2 separate regions of the Mus musculus genome follow, and region 2 is linked to region 1. Evidence: chromatin loops called from intact Hi-C (ENCODE). Cell type or tissue: gastrocnemius. All regions are shown on one strand.

Evidence for each region. A loop is a pair of places that touch in the nucleus more often than their neighbours do. Peaks named below come from ENCODE experiments on the same cell type or tissue, not always from the same donor. Only the 100,000 strongest peaks of a DNase experiment are listed, where the experiment ranks them.
Region 2: a loop joins it to region 1, with 2.0 times the contacts of the local background. A loop is called at or near these places in 8 of 42 quality-filtered maps.

What each region holds. Positions count from the first base shown.
Region 1 is chr13:38,217,394-38,225,393 of GRCm38, forward strand. Snrnp48 (small nuclear ribonucleoprotein 48 (U11/U12)) reads left to right here. Exons shown (of 9, transcript NM_026382.2): 6 at 1-102; 7 at 3,295-3,383; 8 at 3,842-4,000. Among named protein-coding and RNA genes, the nearest start is that of Snrnp48, 16 kb to the left of the region's middle. In gastrocnemius, a CTCF peak has its summit at 3,119 (motif pointing right); no DNase peak of the experiment used is centred here.
Region 2 is chr13:38,601,672-38,609,671 of GRCm38, forward strand. It overlaps Bloc1s5 (biogenesis of lysosomal organelles complex-1, subunit 5, muted), which reads right to left. Exons shown (of 5, transcript NM_139063.3): 5 at 1,030-2,357. The coding sequence ends at 2,178. Among named protein-coding and RNA genes, the nearest start is that of Bloc1s5, 29 kb to the right of the region's middle. In gastrocnemius, no CTCF peak of the experiment used is centred here; a DNase peak (open chromatin) is centred at 3,892; H3K27ac peaks cover 311 bases.

The sequences.
Region 1 (8,000 bases):
AAATCTTACCTGGAAATCCTGGCAGAAGTGAGAGATTATAAAAGAAGACGCCAGTCCTACAGAGCTAAGAATGTTCACATAACCAAGAAATCATACACTGAGGCAAGTTTCACATGCTTTTGTAGGGCTTTTGTTGAAAAGAAAAATTTCCTATAATCATCTGAGTCTGTTTTATGTCCCCAGAGGTTTTTCTGGTGTCCTGAGAATGCTACATCCTGTTTGTTCTTGCCAGGCAAAGGGGTTTCACTACTAACATAATCTCCAGAGGTTGCAAAGCCTTTTAAAGATGCTTCCTTTGAGAAAATGGTTCTGTGTTGTGACAAGAGTATGAATTTGGGCTTTTAACTGCCCTTGGCTTGAGAGGGTTGGGGTTTGGGGCGTTGGGGAGTGGTTGATACTTGCTGTCTACGTAGTCCTCCCTGTTCTAGACCTCACTGTGTAGACCAGACTGGCCTTGAACTCACAGAGATATTCCTGCTTTTACTCCTGAATGCTGGGATGAAAAGCTTGCACAGCCATACCCCTGTTCCTTAGCTTGAGTTTGACTCTGGTGTTGGTCATTGGCTGTGTGACTTGCATAAGTTATTGAGGTTTTTTATTTTATTTATTTCTACTTTATGTGCATGTATGTGGGCCTGAGTGTGTGTCCATTATGTATGTTTGAGTGCCCATGGAAGCCAGAAGAGGTTGCTGAATCTCACACGTTAAGGATTTGAGCTGTCTTTGGGAGAGCATCTGGGAAGTGGCTGTAATATTTCATACTCTGTCGTTCATTTTGATTTAATTATTAGGTTTAAAAATGCTTGGCTCTTCTCTGGCTCGTCTCTGGCCTCATGTCTTTGAGATCATGTTGATCCTGTATTCTTTACCGTTTTTAGGTTGCCCCTTTCTCATGGAACTATTATGCAAACTTAAGTGAACTGCACAGTGTAAGGAGTTTGTATTCCCTTAACTTTCTGTCTCCTGCCTCTGCACTTGATGACTTACCCTTCAGTGGCTTTGTCTGCATTTTACCCTGCCCTGGCTTCCATTTTATGCCATATGTCCTTTTGGTTGCTCTGGACTTTGATAGATTTTAGCACAACGTTATGCATGATAGTTACTATGCCTAGCACACTGCTGTGGGGTGTGCAGAGGTAACGGCAACAAGGTGCGAGCAGATGTTCCAGATGGTGTGAGTGCTAAAGTGTGCGGGAGCAGTGGTTTTTCTTAAAAGCTTACATTCTTGTGAGGTCTAAGATGCCGTGTCTCTGAAGAAATGGGAAGCTTAAGAAAACTCCCTCTGTTTTCCTGTGTGGTAGACCTGTGCTAGGTGGGTTGTAGGTGGGCTTCAGTGAGCTCAGATAGCGCTATCAAAAAACTGGAGCTGCATGAGATCTGGGAGCTGGAATGTGTGTGTGTGTGGTGCATACTCTACTGGCTCACACTGGGCTGCCTTGGGTTTTCTGTGGGAGACTATGAAGTGGGCAGGAAGTAGGGATGAAAGCAGCAGGCCTTGGTAAGTACAGATTTTAAAAAGTTGAGGGCCTTTTGGGGGATGGCTGGGCTTAGGAACTGCCCCGTGCTCTCTATTGTAGTGTCTTGAAGTCATGGAGACTCTAGGCCTTATTGAGGAGTTTGGCATTGTTCTGCATTTAGCTTTTGGAGGTATTGAAAGTTTCACTGAGGGAGGGAAGAACTGAAGTCAGGCCGGAACAAGAAAGGGTCTGACTGTGTAGCCCTGGCTGTCCTGTAGACCAGGCTGGCCTTGAACTCAAAGAAATCTGCCTGCCTCTCTCTCCCAAGTGCTTTGATTAAAGGTGGTGCTGCTATGCTTGGCTCTGCAGTGCCTTTCTTTGGTAATTACTTCTGCTTCCTGTACTTTAAAACCTTTTCTTGGTGGACAAGGGAGACGTGTCAGCTCTGTTTTGGTTTATCTGTTTTCCCTGTGACTAGTCTTTGCTTGATGGTGCAGTGAGATAAAAAAGAAGCTTTCACATGGTTCTTACAGGTTGGGGATTTGAACTCTGTTTGGGAGAGCATCTGGGACATAACTAACATTTTATACTCTGTCTTTCATTTTGGTTTAATTGTTAGGTTTAAGAACCATGTGCACATAACCTCATACAGGAGAGTTAGAAAGCTAAGCCCAGCAAGGAAGAACTGTGCACGTTTTTACTCGGATCACCTTCGTGGGTGCTGGGCCTTGTGGACTCAGTAATTCTGCTTACCCCTCACATTTCAGTTTGCATAGTGCCGGGTTTCAGTTTGATATTTTCATGTTCTACACCATTCTACTTTGCTCTTACTCATAAACTCCCCATTGTCTCCTGTTGCCTCGGCCTCCTTTGTGGATCCCCTCCCCCCTCAGGCTGTCCCCTCCTCCATTCCTGTTACATGTATTCCATTACTCTACCTTTTTAAATCCTCTTTCCCTTTTGTTCTCGACAACGTCTCACTGTGTAGCCCAGGGAATTCTCGATTTCCTTTAGGACTGGCATTGTAGGGAAGAGCCACCCAGCAGCTGTTTCTCCTCTCTGTACATATTTTACTCTCTATTTCATATTTTTCCTTGAATTGTTCAAGACTAGTTATCCCCAAAAAGTATGTATGTGTTTCCAGAGAATAAAGCTGTTTTCTTATGTAGTCGTGGCATAGTTCCAACTTGAAAGTTAACATTGAAATAATATTGCCATCTACCATTTCTTTATTCATCAGTGTGACAGGTGCCCTTTTTATAGTTCTTAAGTGTATGCATCTCATAGTCCATTATGTCATAGCCCTTCCTTAGGAAAATGTTGAGTGTGACAAGCAGTGATTTTTCTAATAGACTTTATTTTTAATTACATGTATATGTGTGGGTATGTGCACATGAGTGCGGGTACCAGAGGAAGGTGCCAGGAGACCAGGAGAAGACCTTAGATCCCCAATCTTAGAGTTCTAAATGATGGTGAACCACCCAACACGGATGCTGGAAACCAAACTCAGTCCGATGGGAGAGCAACAGATGCTCTTAACCACTGAGCCGTCTCTCCAGCTCCTATTTTTCTGGTTTTATGATCTTAAGTTTTACAACACCCTTTTTTAAAATTTTGATTTATTTATTTATTTTATGTATATGAGTACATTGTAGTTGTCTTCAGACACCAGAAGAGGGCATCAGATCACATTGCAGATGGCCGTGAGCCACCATGTGGTTGTTGGAATTTGAACTCAGGACCTTTGGAAGAGTAGTCAGTGCTCTTACCTGCTGAGCCGACTCTCCAGCCCTTAGAACAATTTCCTGATGTGACATTGGTTTTTCCTTCTTCCAAGGTGATCCGGGATGTGATCAAGGTGCACATGGAGGAGCTGAGCAGCCACTGGCAGGAAGAGCAGGGGAGAGCAGGAGACGCTGCTGAGAAGTACGCCAGTGTCTTTATGGAGGAAATGTTTGCTTATTCCATTTTGTGCTTATGTCAAACCCGTGCACGTTGGTAGTGTGCCTCTCGTGTGCTGTAACTGGGGACATGCATCACTGTGTGGCTTAGGGCATCTGTTTAATGCATGGCTTATGTATACTGCTAAACCACAGCATTTCCAAGACTCTGGGTAAATACTGTGATTCATTGGTGCTTGTCTTTGGTCAGTGCTCAGAATTACTGTATTTAGAGTCGTGGTGATGTGGGTCTTAGGGATGATACATGGTTATATTAGGGAACTCATTAGTTAGACAATATAGGGACTGTACGTTTGACTGCTGTCTCTGGAATATAAGATTATGCCATCGATAGGATTGGGATACTGTACTTTCAGTGGATAGTTGTGTGCAGTGGAGACCATTGGTGAGAGGAACTGATGAATGTTCCTTTCTGTGCTGCAGGAATGAAGAAAGGCGGTCAGCTTCAGTAGATTCACGGCAGTCTGGTGGAAGTTATTTGGATGTTGAAAGTTCACGACATAGAAGGGCTCGGAGTAGGAGCCCACACAAACGAAAAAGAAATAAAGATAAAAGTTCTGAGTCAAGAAGAAGAAAAGAGAGGTGAGTGTCTACCTCTGAGTTATCCAGCATTGTTGACTTTGTCTTAGAATGCTGAAGAGTAAATTATTGGAGTAAGTTAAAGAGGTGGGGGGGACCATGGAATTCTTCCCATTCACCGTGCGTCAGCTCACAGACTACTAGTGTAGGGATGCAGTCCCTAGTTCTGTATGCATGATAAAACACTGTGCCCTCTACCCTTCCTTTGTGATATTGGAAGTTGAACCTAGAGGCTCATGCATGGTAGGCAGGTGCTCTACTTCTGAGCTGTAACTTCAGCTTTTCTCTCTCTCTTCATTAATTTGTTTATTCACTTTACACCCTGATTGCAGCCCCCTTTTTGGTTCCCCCTTACGCAGCTTCTCTTCCACTCCCCTCCGTTTTCCCCTGAGACAGGGGAGGACCCCCATGGGTATCACCCCACTCAGGCACATCAAGTTACTGAAGGACCAGGTTTACCCTCACCCACTGAGTCCAGACAAGGTAGCCCAGTTAGGGGAATGGGGTCCACAGGCAGGCAACAGTCAGGGACAATCCCTGCTCCAATTGTTTGGGGACCCACATGAAGACCAAGCTCCACATCTGCACATGTGCAGGGGTTGGGGGCAGGGGAACCTAGGCCTAGGCCATGCTGGCTCTTTGGTTGGTGGTTCAGGCTTTGGGAGCCCCCAAAGACCCAGGGTAGTTGTCTCTGTTGGTCTTCTCGTGGCATCTCTATCCTATTTGGGTCCTTCAATCCTCCCCCCAAGTCTTCTACAAGGTTCCCGAAGCTCTGTCTAATGTTTGGCTATGGGTCTCTGCATCTGTTTCTTTTAGTTGCTGGGTGGAGCCTCTCAAAAGACAGTTATGCTAGGCTCCTGTCTGCAAGCATAATGGAGTATGATTAATATAGAAAATGGTTTGGTGCTTGCGCATGGAATGGGTCTCAAGTTGGGTCAATCACTGGTTGACCTTTCCCTCGGTCTCTGGTCCATCTTTGTACCTGCACATCTTGTAGGCAAGACACATTTTGGGTTTAAGGTTTTGTGGGTGGGTTGGTATCCTTATCCCTCCACTGGGAGTCCTGCCTGGCTATAGAAGATGACCTCTTCAGGCTCCATATCCCCCACTGCTATGAGTCTCAGCTAGAGTCACCCCCATAGACTCCCTGGGGCCTCTCCTCCCCATCCCAGGTCTCTGGCATATCCTAGAGATGCACCCCACAACTCCCCTGCTGATTTTGTTCTCTCTCCCCCACTCTCCATACACCTCATCTTTATATATTTTTTTAAATGTTTGAGACAGTACCTTACCATTCTGGCCTTGAACTCAGTCTGGAGCACAAGAAACTCTTGAACTTGATCCTCTTGCCTGTCAAGTTCCCTGGATTATAGACCTGTACCACCAGGTGACCAGCTTGGTGCCTCCCACCTTTCTTAAAACACTCACAAAGTAATGTCTGAGTGAGGCAGTAAATTTTACAGTATTTGTTTAGACCTGTCTTCTGTTAAAACTGCCTTCTCATGTTTCTCTCTATGCTAACTCTTCTGTTGAAGTGTGGTTAGATCAGTGACATCCCAGTTTTAACTTTGTTAGTATAGTTTGATAACTAGGAGATAATACATTAATGGTAAATGATAAATTTAAACCAATTGAGGTCTAATCTTGTATGCCAGCTACTTACTGGGGTACCTCCTGGGGTGCCACATTCACCAGGGTTCTAACTGAACTCTGTCTCTGTCCTGGTTAGTGGGGTGACCCTCCCAAATTTACCGAAGCTAGAGATCAGGTAGTCATTAACTTGCTGTTTACATCTGGTCAAGTCCAAATGGCCTGCTCATTCTGCTGTCTGTTCCTGTTCATGTCTGTCGAGAGAATAATGGTTCCTAAACATCTCTAACTTAACTGCTGTGAAACCATTTCTGCTCCTCTGCCCAAGTGAATTCTTTTAAAGTCAGCAGCATCAAAATTCTCATTCTTTTGAAAGGCTCTGAGCACTCAGGGTCAGTTTCTATTTATTTCTTGTACTTTCCATGACCTATGGAGAGAATAGTCGGCACTCGGTAGCCTATTTTGCATTGTGTCCTGCTGCCTAGTTTTTATTTTTTATTTATGTTTTAATGATTACTTTAAGGTGTCTTAGTCAGGGTTTCTGTTCCTACACAAACATCATGACCAAGAAGCAAGTTGGGGAGGAAAGGGTTTATTCAGCTTACATTTCCATACTGCTGTTGATCACCAAAGGATGCTGGACTGGAACTCAAGCAGGTCAGAAAGCAGGAGCTGATGCAGAGGCCATGGAGGGATGTTCCTTACTGGCTTGCCTCCCCTGGCTTGCTCAGCCTGCTCTCTTATAGAACCAAGATTACCAGCCCAGAGATGGTCCCACCCACAAGGGGACCTTCCCCCTTGATCACTAATTGAGAAAATGCCTTACAGTTGTATCTCATGGAGGCATTTCCTCAACTGAAGCTCCTTTCTCTGTGATAACTCCAGCTGTGTCAAGTTGACACAAAACTAGCCAGTACACTTGGTAAAGTCTTTTCTTATTTGAGCAAAAAGAATCGCCTTATCTAGCACACCACTGTTGGCTGCACTCAGTAGTTCCTTCCCCACTGGAGAGTTTTAGCTTCTGCAAGGCAGGGCCCTACTTAGATGTTTGTTTGTTTGTTTTTTATTTTTGAGGCATGGTCTCACTGTGTATTTCTAACTGTCCTGGATGTCACTCTGTAGACCAGGCTGACCTCAAGCTCACAAGAGACCCGCCTGCCTCTGCCTCCCAAGTGCTGGCATTAAAGATGCGCACCATTACTTCTGGCTCTTCCTTAATTTTATGTGGACAGTGCTGTCAAATACTAGCGTCTCACATGACCTTTCTCTCCAGTGCCACTGGTAAAGAAGAATTAGTAAAATGTTTTTTCAAAAAATTAGTTATAGCTGGGCGTGGTGGCGCACGCCTTTAATCCCAGCACTTGGGAGGCAGAGGCAGGTGGATTTCTGAGTTCGAGGCCAGCCTGGTCTACAGAGTGAGTTCCAGGATGGCCAGGGCTATACAGAGAAACCCTGTCTCGAAAAACAAACAAACAAAAAAAAAAATTAGTTATGTATATGTGTGTGTGCCTGCATGAGTTTATGTACACCCAATGTGTGCAGGTGCCTGTGGAGGCCAGAAGGTGGTGTTGGCTACACTAGAACTGAAGCTATAGGCACTGTGAGCTGTCTGCGTGGTGGAACTGAACCCTGGTCAGCAAGAGCCATAAACACTCGAGCCATCTCTCTAGCCCTAGTAAAACTTTTTGCATTGGCCTGATAATTTTGCTAATCATTCAGTCTATTAGATCTAAAGCTAGCTGTGCTTTAGTTCTCTTATGAAGATGAAATGTTTGCTTAGTTACCCCTGCTGAACCCACAAATGAACTCTTCCCCACCTGGCAGAAACTGTACTTTGGCTCTTTTCACAGTTGAGATCTATTCCATCCCTCTACAGCTGATGTCTGCACTCAATCCTGAGATAGAGTGAGTTACATGAAGTTGATAAAGCAGCCAGAATAAGGAGATCAGACACGTTAACACTTTTTATGCTGTTAATATTCTATTTAGCATGGGTCCTCTGGTCATCTAGCATGAGTTAAATTTAAAGCAGACCTCCAAAATATCAATCTATTTTGCTTACCTTTTTTCCCCTTTCTTTTACTTTAGAGATATCATAGCCTCCTCCTTCTCTTTCCTCCCTCCAGACGCCTATATGCTCCTCCTTCCTCTTTCAAATTCATGGCCACGTTTGTCATTACTTGTTACATTCACACATGTATAAGCCTGTATGTGTTCCTAAGACAGCCTGCTTGGTGTGTATGTTACTTCCTTACAGAGTTCTCAGGGCTGGCTGCTTGGTGGCTCTTTGGTCAGGGTACTGTTTCTCCTGCTGAGTTCCTTAGGGGCCTGTAGTTCCTTTCTAGGGTTGAGGCCTCTGGCTTTTCCCAGTCCACTTTGCATGTCTGTTGTCCTTGCTCAGGTCCGGCTTAGG
Region 2 (8,000 bases), 380 kb after region 1:
CACTGAGCAGCCCCACTCTCACAGACACCCAGCCAGAAGTGCACAGAACAGCCTTGCCCTAATGGACACCCAGCCACAAGTATACATTTTCCAAACACCATGAAACAGGTGGGAAAACCGACTATATCAAACTCCAATAAATATGGACATTCCAATCCTATATTATCTGACTGGACTTCAACTACAGGAGGGCTCAATAATGCAAACAATTTAAAATGCATATATGTTAGGAAACGAAGAAGAAAATCGCCTGTCTAGGAGAAATCAATTAAAACCAGGAAATTCATTCAATCAACAATTCCTAATAATATCTTAAAATTTTAAGATATTATTCCATCTGATCATTATAATCCTGTGAGCCACATATAACCCACAGTATCTCTGCTCAACATAGCATAAATGTAAACTATGTAGCTGAATTTTTTATACAAAAATTGTAACAAAAATGATTTGGAAAGGAGGGAAGTGAGAAGTGCCTGCCACTGGAAGACACACCAACTGACCTTTGCGGAAATCTAACAGTGCTACACAAAACTGAGGACATTAACATGGAAAGCTTAGAAACTTCGTCCTGGTCCACACCCTTAGAAAGGCGTATGCTGTGTACGAATTTAGGAGGTAACGTGTCTATTATTTGTGTATGGTGCACATGAACCACCCAAAGTCTTTGCTGCGTTGTGTGCCGGTGACCACAGCAGACACACCCACTGGCACACGGAATTCTAATTTGGTGACAGCAGCTATTAATGGTGCAGTGGTCACTAACGACATTCCAAAAAGTGCCTGTGATACAAAGGGGATTTTCACTTGCGGCTCCCTCCCCTCCCTCTTCACGTGTGGGATATTTTTGGAAGTGTTCTTTTCCATCCGCTGAAAGAGAATTAAGAAAATTCCAGCATGCTTCTGTGTCAGCAAGCGCTCTTTCAGTCCGGGGACCACAGGATGATGGATGAAGCTGTCAGGCTTACAGTAGCAGACAGAAAACGCTGGCAGGAGTTCAGTGTTACTGAAAGAAATCTCAAATACTTATTTCATCTCTTCTATTAGCTTTAATCCCACTTCAGCATGAGCCAAGAACGAAGCTCTCACAGTCAGCCGTACATTTACGTACATTTACACAGGCACGCATTGTCAATTGTCTGCATTGAGAATTCTGAGATAACACGACAGTTAGGGGTTCTCTGCCTTACCCTTCTTTACTGAGGAGAAGGAAATACTAGAAAGACCCACCCACACCTCAAATGCACAGGCTATGCATCTCAAATGAGTGCGTGACCTTGTTTAGTTTACAGCAAATGACGTTTGATGTGGTCCTTCCTTAGACTAAGTGCAGGCACAGAAATACTACAGTGGTGGTAGACAGCGGTGTTCCATCCGGACAAGCCTGCTGGAGAAAGGATGCTAAGACAAAGAGGGTTTACCTCTGATACATCATCATCAGTGTGGGCGAGCACTTTCTGCCCACCCAGAGCCCGTCTTACACGGCCTGGGAAGGACTTGGCAGACTCTGCTGCCGACTCACTGCGCAGCTGAGTCATGCACAGACACTGTTCCGTGGAGCGCTGGCCCAGAGCGAAATGGAGCGGAGAGCAAGGTGAGCTCTATGGGCGAGATGATGGTCCTTGGAGAGGAAAAAGTCAAAATACATTTTGGTTTTTCTCCTAAGCATAGCTTAGAAAATGAAAATATTAAGTGCTACAAGGCTACCAGTCATGTAATGTCTTGTCACAAAGTGAAAGACATGGCACTGTGTTGCACTGCAAAACCTGGTGTCTCCAAGCAAGCGTTCAAAGCCCACTGTGGTATCTCTGTCACAGGATGCTGTGATGGGAAGTTGTCATACCTGCCATTTAATCCACAAGGTCAAACATTTGCCCTTGGTGGAATGAATGAAGAAATCTACACTCACAGCCCTCTAAGCTAATCAATGAAAAGATCAAATCTGTCCAGCAGCAAATGTGCCCCACCGCCCTCCTCTCCTTCAGATGACCACAGTTAGGTGCAGAAGCACGCTTCTTCCACTGGACATGTATCTGGCTCCGGCAGTGTCTCTCTTCAGACCTAAGAGTGCCCCTGAGTGTACTGCTAAGCTTGAAGGAGAGACTACATGGTTGGTGGGAGGATTGGGGGAATGAGAAAGCACTTCCTCATTCATCTGTCTCTTTTAGATCAAAGTCTTAAAAGGTGGAAAACTTGGCCAGGTCCTTCTCCATTGCTGCATACTGCTCTCGGAGCCTCTCCACGGCTCTTCTGTGCTCCTCGTCCACCTCAGCTCTGCGCTGCGGCTGTCCGCTCACGAACTCCTCCCACTGGACCAGACGACGCTTCTCACTAGCTGTCAAGTAGTCATTAATCACCTGAGAAAAGAAACCATGAAAGCTACAGCGCATTCTGACATACAGTACACAGTACACGTGACATACAGAATGACACAAGAGAACTTTATCCACTGAACGTTACTGCAACAAGCAGAAGATGTTTCTTTCAAAGTTCTGATTGACTACACATGGTTTTAATCAAGTCTAAAGATCTATGCTGAAGTCACTGTGTGAAGTTAAAATTACCGTCTTACACTTTCTGAAGCTTTTTTTTTTGTTACATTAGAAAGAATCACAGGTTACCAGTAACTGGGGGATTGAGACATCTGGTTCAGTCTAGTTTTAAAAGTGATATCGCCATCTTATGGCAAACATCTAAGTTATTTTCAAGATGGTTTTTAACATTTCTACACCACCAAAGGTTTGCTTTCTTCTGAGTACAAAAGATACAGATAAAATATTGTAGAAAGAAACGAAAAGGATTTGGATTCAGACTAAGTCCTATGAAATAAGATGCTAGAACCGTTGACAAATGGACAGACCACGTGAAGCCCTTCTAAATTCCTGTATCACAACTCCAGAGAGACTAAGAGACTCCCCAAATCATACAGGCTATTGTTGTTGCCTGTAGTTCCTTCCCCGAGGTTGAAGGGAAGTCTGAGTTGATGAAGACACCACATAACTTCAGGTGCAGGATTTGGAGATTTGAGCTGGATCTGCCCTGAAAGCCTCCTTCCTGAGGTTACCAGGGGAGCTATGCAGAGGAGGAAAGCACTCGATGCCTGTGAGCCACAGTGATGACCAGTACTGCAAGACATCCCAGAGCACTGTGGCACCCATCTCTTGGCAGTAACCAAGCGCTGTCTATCTTAGCCTCATACCCACAGATGTGTTGTGGTTCTCACCCCTGATTAAAGCAGCTCTCTTTGCAGCAAGTGGAAACTATTATACAGCACACCTGGTCAAAACAAAAAGCACAACTGACCGTGGGCTGCCCACCCCCATTAATCCATCCACAGCACAACCTCTACACCTGAGACTCAGAGCATCTCAAAGAGGTGGTGGAAAGATCGCAAGAAGCAGACGACTTCTGCCTCCATGAAATCTCAACAACATGGCTCCCTAAACAAGACCTGAGCAGAGCATCAATCAACATGCCAACATGGAAGGGAAAATGTCATGGACCCCGCCCTAGAGAATGAACTACAGGCAACTAATGACCGCTGAGAGCAGGAGAGCTCATCTTTCCCGGGGATGAGCCCCTAACTGGTTCAACACAGCAGTCAGCGCTGAAATCAGCAACACTAAGCGGATCTAGCAGGTTATATTTATTTATTTACATATACAGAGCAGAAAAAGAAGTCACGAATTTGAGAAGGAATGAGGGGGTACACAGGAAGGGTTGGAGGAAGGAAAAGAAAGGGGGAAACAGTGTAATTATATCTTAACTTAAAAGTGGTTTTATAAAGGTCAGCGAATAAGACTGTGAACTCGAATGTCTACACCAGCCCTTGGCAAAGGTAACAGTGTTCCTGGCAGTCTATGTGTGCCAGGGCTCTGCCAAGGCCACTACGCTGTCAGTGCTTATGAATGCATCCCAGAAGTAGTTGCTTGGCAGAGCTCACCCACTTCTAAGAGTCTGTCTTGTAACATTATACTATCTCGTTTTATAGACAACTAAACGCAGGCTCAAGCACACACCTTTGCTTCTCCATTGTCTCTCAAATAACAGTTGGGCTCCCAAGTCAAACTCAGGTCTGTCTAGCATGGAGACCCCCCCTGCCTTTCCTACCAAGGGCTGAATAGCAGGTCAGCTTTACACAGGCTGCTAAACATTTCTTTTGCAAGAGAGAGAGAGAGAGAGAGAGAGAGAGAAAGAGAGAGAGAGAGAGAGAGAGAGAGAGAGAAGAGAGAGAGAGAGTTTTCCAACATTTTTAAGAACCAAGAGTTTTCAAGCGAGAATTAAAATGAGAATTAAAAGTAAAGATGTGGTTTTAGTTAAACGTTCCCTGAATATATGCTGCACAGCTTACTGGGCTGTGAGCAGGTAGTGTGGAGATGATAAGAGAGGCTACACAGGGTTCCAGCATCTGATGCATCTGAGAAACTGTTTAATCAACCATTTTAACAACACATTATTGTTTCAAGCTGTTAGTCTTATAGGTTAGAATTTTCCAGAAACTGAACAAAACATGAAGAGTTTGTTAAATTACTTCTAAGAAACTTTTGAAAGCAAAGCAAAGCAAAGCAAAACAAAACCAAACCAAAACCACTGACAGTCTGAAGAGAAGCTATAAGCACACTTCATGAAAAGGGCACCTTGTTCAACTCATGTATTTACTCCCTGTGTGCCACACGTCAGCCCTCAGCTTCCTTTTAAGTAAATAGGGGGAATATTAGCACACATGCTCAGATGTCACTTTCCTCCTTTCTCTGTAACTGGCTTAGGTGGCCTTTTGATTTGTTCCATAAGGCAGCTGCCTAGGCTGCTCTCTGTAACAGACAACACCCAAGTCAGTGGAACTCAGTGGGAGAAATGCAGACCTGGGAGGAGGCACAGGAGCCTCATTTCAAACTCACGATCACCCATCACTAGCTGCATGACACTGAGCAAGCTAAACGTTTCTGTAGCCTAAAGAACTCAAGGAAATCATGTTCATAAAGTTTATGAAGACTGGAGGCAATGCCTGTCAGGCTCCTACACAGTGCCTGAGGTACTTAATTAATAAAAGGTAAATATTATTATACAAGTCACGGGAAACTTCTGGAAGCATACCATAACCCTGTTTATCCCCTGCCAGTTAAGTGTTTGTTTCTTCATTCTAATAACAGTTTTTAGCAATAGGGTTTTGTAATAATTCAAACAACACAGGTATCTTAAGTAAAGTCACTCATTCCACCTGACATCCACTGTAAGCCTGTTAGAAAAGCTCCCTAGTAAAGCCAGTATCCATGGTCAGTATTTCTGTGTGTGTGTGTGTGTGCGTGTGAAGTCGGTGCCCATGGAGCTGGAGGCACAGGAGGGGAGCAGTACTGTGTCAGGGACAGGAATTGAACGCTGCTCCTCTGCCACAGCACTATGTGTCCTCTTTCAAAGTTATGTATTTATTCTTAGTTATATGTACATGTGTGTCCGTACAAGTGTACATCATATGTATGTGTGTGTGTGTGTGGGGGGGGTTCCCTTGGAGACAGAAAGGGCATGGGATGCCCGGGAGATGAAGTTACAAGCCGGTGTGAGCTGCCTGAAGTAAGTGCTGGGACTTCAACTCCAGTCCTGTGGAAGAGCAGTAGGAGCCGTCTCACCAGTCCAAAAGCAGTATGTTCTCCTAAGTGATAAGCCACCTCTCCAGCCCCAAGTGTTTCTATCTTGTAGTTGCAGAGTATTGTATACTAGAGATGTATGTGTGTGCGTGTGTGTACGTACTTACTCAGGTAGCATTTTGCTATCAGGCAAGTCACTTCGTGAACTCAAAGCCCAGGTGACCATTAAGTTGAAAAGCTGATAATTCCCAACCCAATCCTTGGCTTTCCTGCCAAGTCCCCGAAGTCCTTCTACTTCCCCTTGCTTAACCATCAGCTTTAAGTGAGTTTCATGCTCCTTTACTGACAGCACTGTGAGTAAAGCTGAGCTGCCTGCAAAGGGCAGCAGCTGCAGCGTAACAAGGATTATGACTTGTAAACTAGAAGAAAAAAAGGTGGTCCAGTCTGTCTACAAATATTGCTGTTTTCAGAAGATCCTGGATGTAAGTGCCCAGCATCACACGCATTCTAGCCTGTTACCTGATGTCTGAGACAGCACCAGAAGGAGGAAGGGCTCATTGATGGGATGGGAAAAAATGCCATCTATAGAAAATTAGCCTGAAATATATAACACTTCAAAAAAGCCAAGGGCAAAGAATATATGTCTCTAAAGACCACCACCAAAGGCAACGGAAGTCATAAAGTGCTTAAAGATAAAAACTCAAGGTTTGTGGTGATCATATATATATAAGGTTGTAGCTCAAAAACTAGATAGAGAATTACCATCTAATTCAGCAATTCTACTTTGGGATATTTGCCCAAAAGAATTAGAGGAGAGGACATGCGTAGGTATTTGTAAACCCATGCCAATGGCAGTATTATCTGGACAGCCACAAGTAAAGTGATCCAGGTGTCCAGACAGCTATACAGATACCTAAAGTGCAGTATTGTGATTGTGTACATATATACACACAAATGTAGTGCATGAATGTGTGAGTGTGTTGTACATAGATGTTTGTGTAGCTATTCAATCTTTAAAAGAACAAAAATTCTGTAGCATACTACCCTGTGAACAAGCCTTGAAAACCAAATTTTGAAGAGATACGCCATATGAAGTAGCTCAGTTGGTAGAGTTCTAACCTGGCTTTAATCTACAGCACCACCACAAACCAAAGCAACAACAAAAATGAACAAAAATCAGGACTGGAGATACAGACCTGTGACTGATTCTAGCACTCAGGGGGTGGAGGCAGAAGGGTCAACACATTCCGCGTCACCCTCTGCTGCACATGTTCAACTACGCAGTAAGTTCAAGGCCCATCTATAGCACACTTACAGGACAATCTGAAAGAGTCTAATTCATACAGACAGAAAGTAGAATGCTGGGTGCCAGGCATGGAGATAGAGGATGAACTAGTGTTAACAAGTACTGAGTTTCAGGGCTCTGAAAATTGGTTAATGGGCTACAATTGTGCAGCAAAAGGCAGTAGCTATAATGATAACATCTCTATCTACTTGGTCAAACGAGCAAATTAAGTTACAACAGGGAAAGTGAGATTAATAATGGATTGGCTTTCTCTGGTACCACATTAGAGACATTTAAGTAGAGAATGACCCTGAAGCTAGTCCACATCTAGAACCAAGTCTATGAATGAAGCCCCCACACACAGGAGAAACATTTGCGCATGCATTCGTCTAAGCCAGTAGTTCTCTTCATCTTGAAGAGATGTTTGGCACAGATATACAGGAATGGAGAGATATTACTGGCATTTAGCAGACAGAAGTCAATGTCAAGGACAGCCTATGGCGATCCCATTACACATCTGGTCTCCGATGCCAGCAGCACCACGGCAGAGGAACTTTACTAAGGGAAAATTCTGAATAGGCCAAATGAGGCTGCAAAGGCCTTTGGGAAGCCAATATGGTAGGCAGTGCCTGCTATCCTAGCATCCAGAGGCTGAGGCAGCCTGAAGGGTACTGGTGAGATCCTGCATCAGGAAGATTCAGAACGCCTGTTAGTAACACGCATGATGTTAGCTTTATCTGAGCTTTACACGGGCATAAAGAAGAAGACTTTAGGAAAAAGTATCAGTATAAAACCTATTAAATTATTTTACACAGAGCAATCTATACTTCTCTCCTCTGCACTTTCTAGTTCTATCAAGAAACAATGGCTATATTCAAACTCTATCAACAAGGCTCCGTGTGATGTCACTGCTCGCATGATAACATCATAAGGAAGCTAGCTACAGTCAGTAAGTGTCTGCGGTCGAGATGAAACAGAAGCCTGCACAGTCAAGTCCTTGTCATTGGGCCGGCTGGAACGGGTTGCCAAAGTAGATGCATGCCCACGGAGCCACGTTTATATTCTGACCACTGTCCCCGGCCACCTCATCTTTCCATGACTGTTTTGGAGTGAGTGGACGTCACAAGTTAACT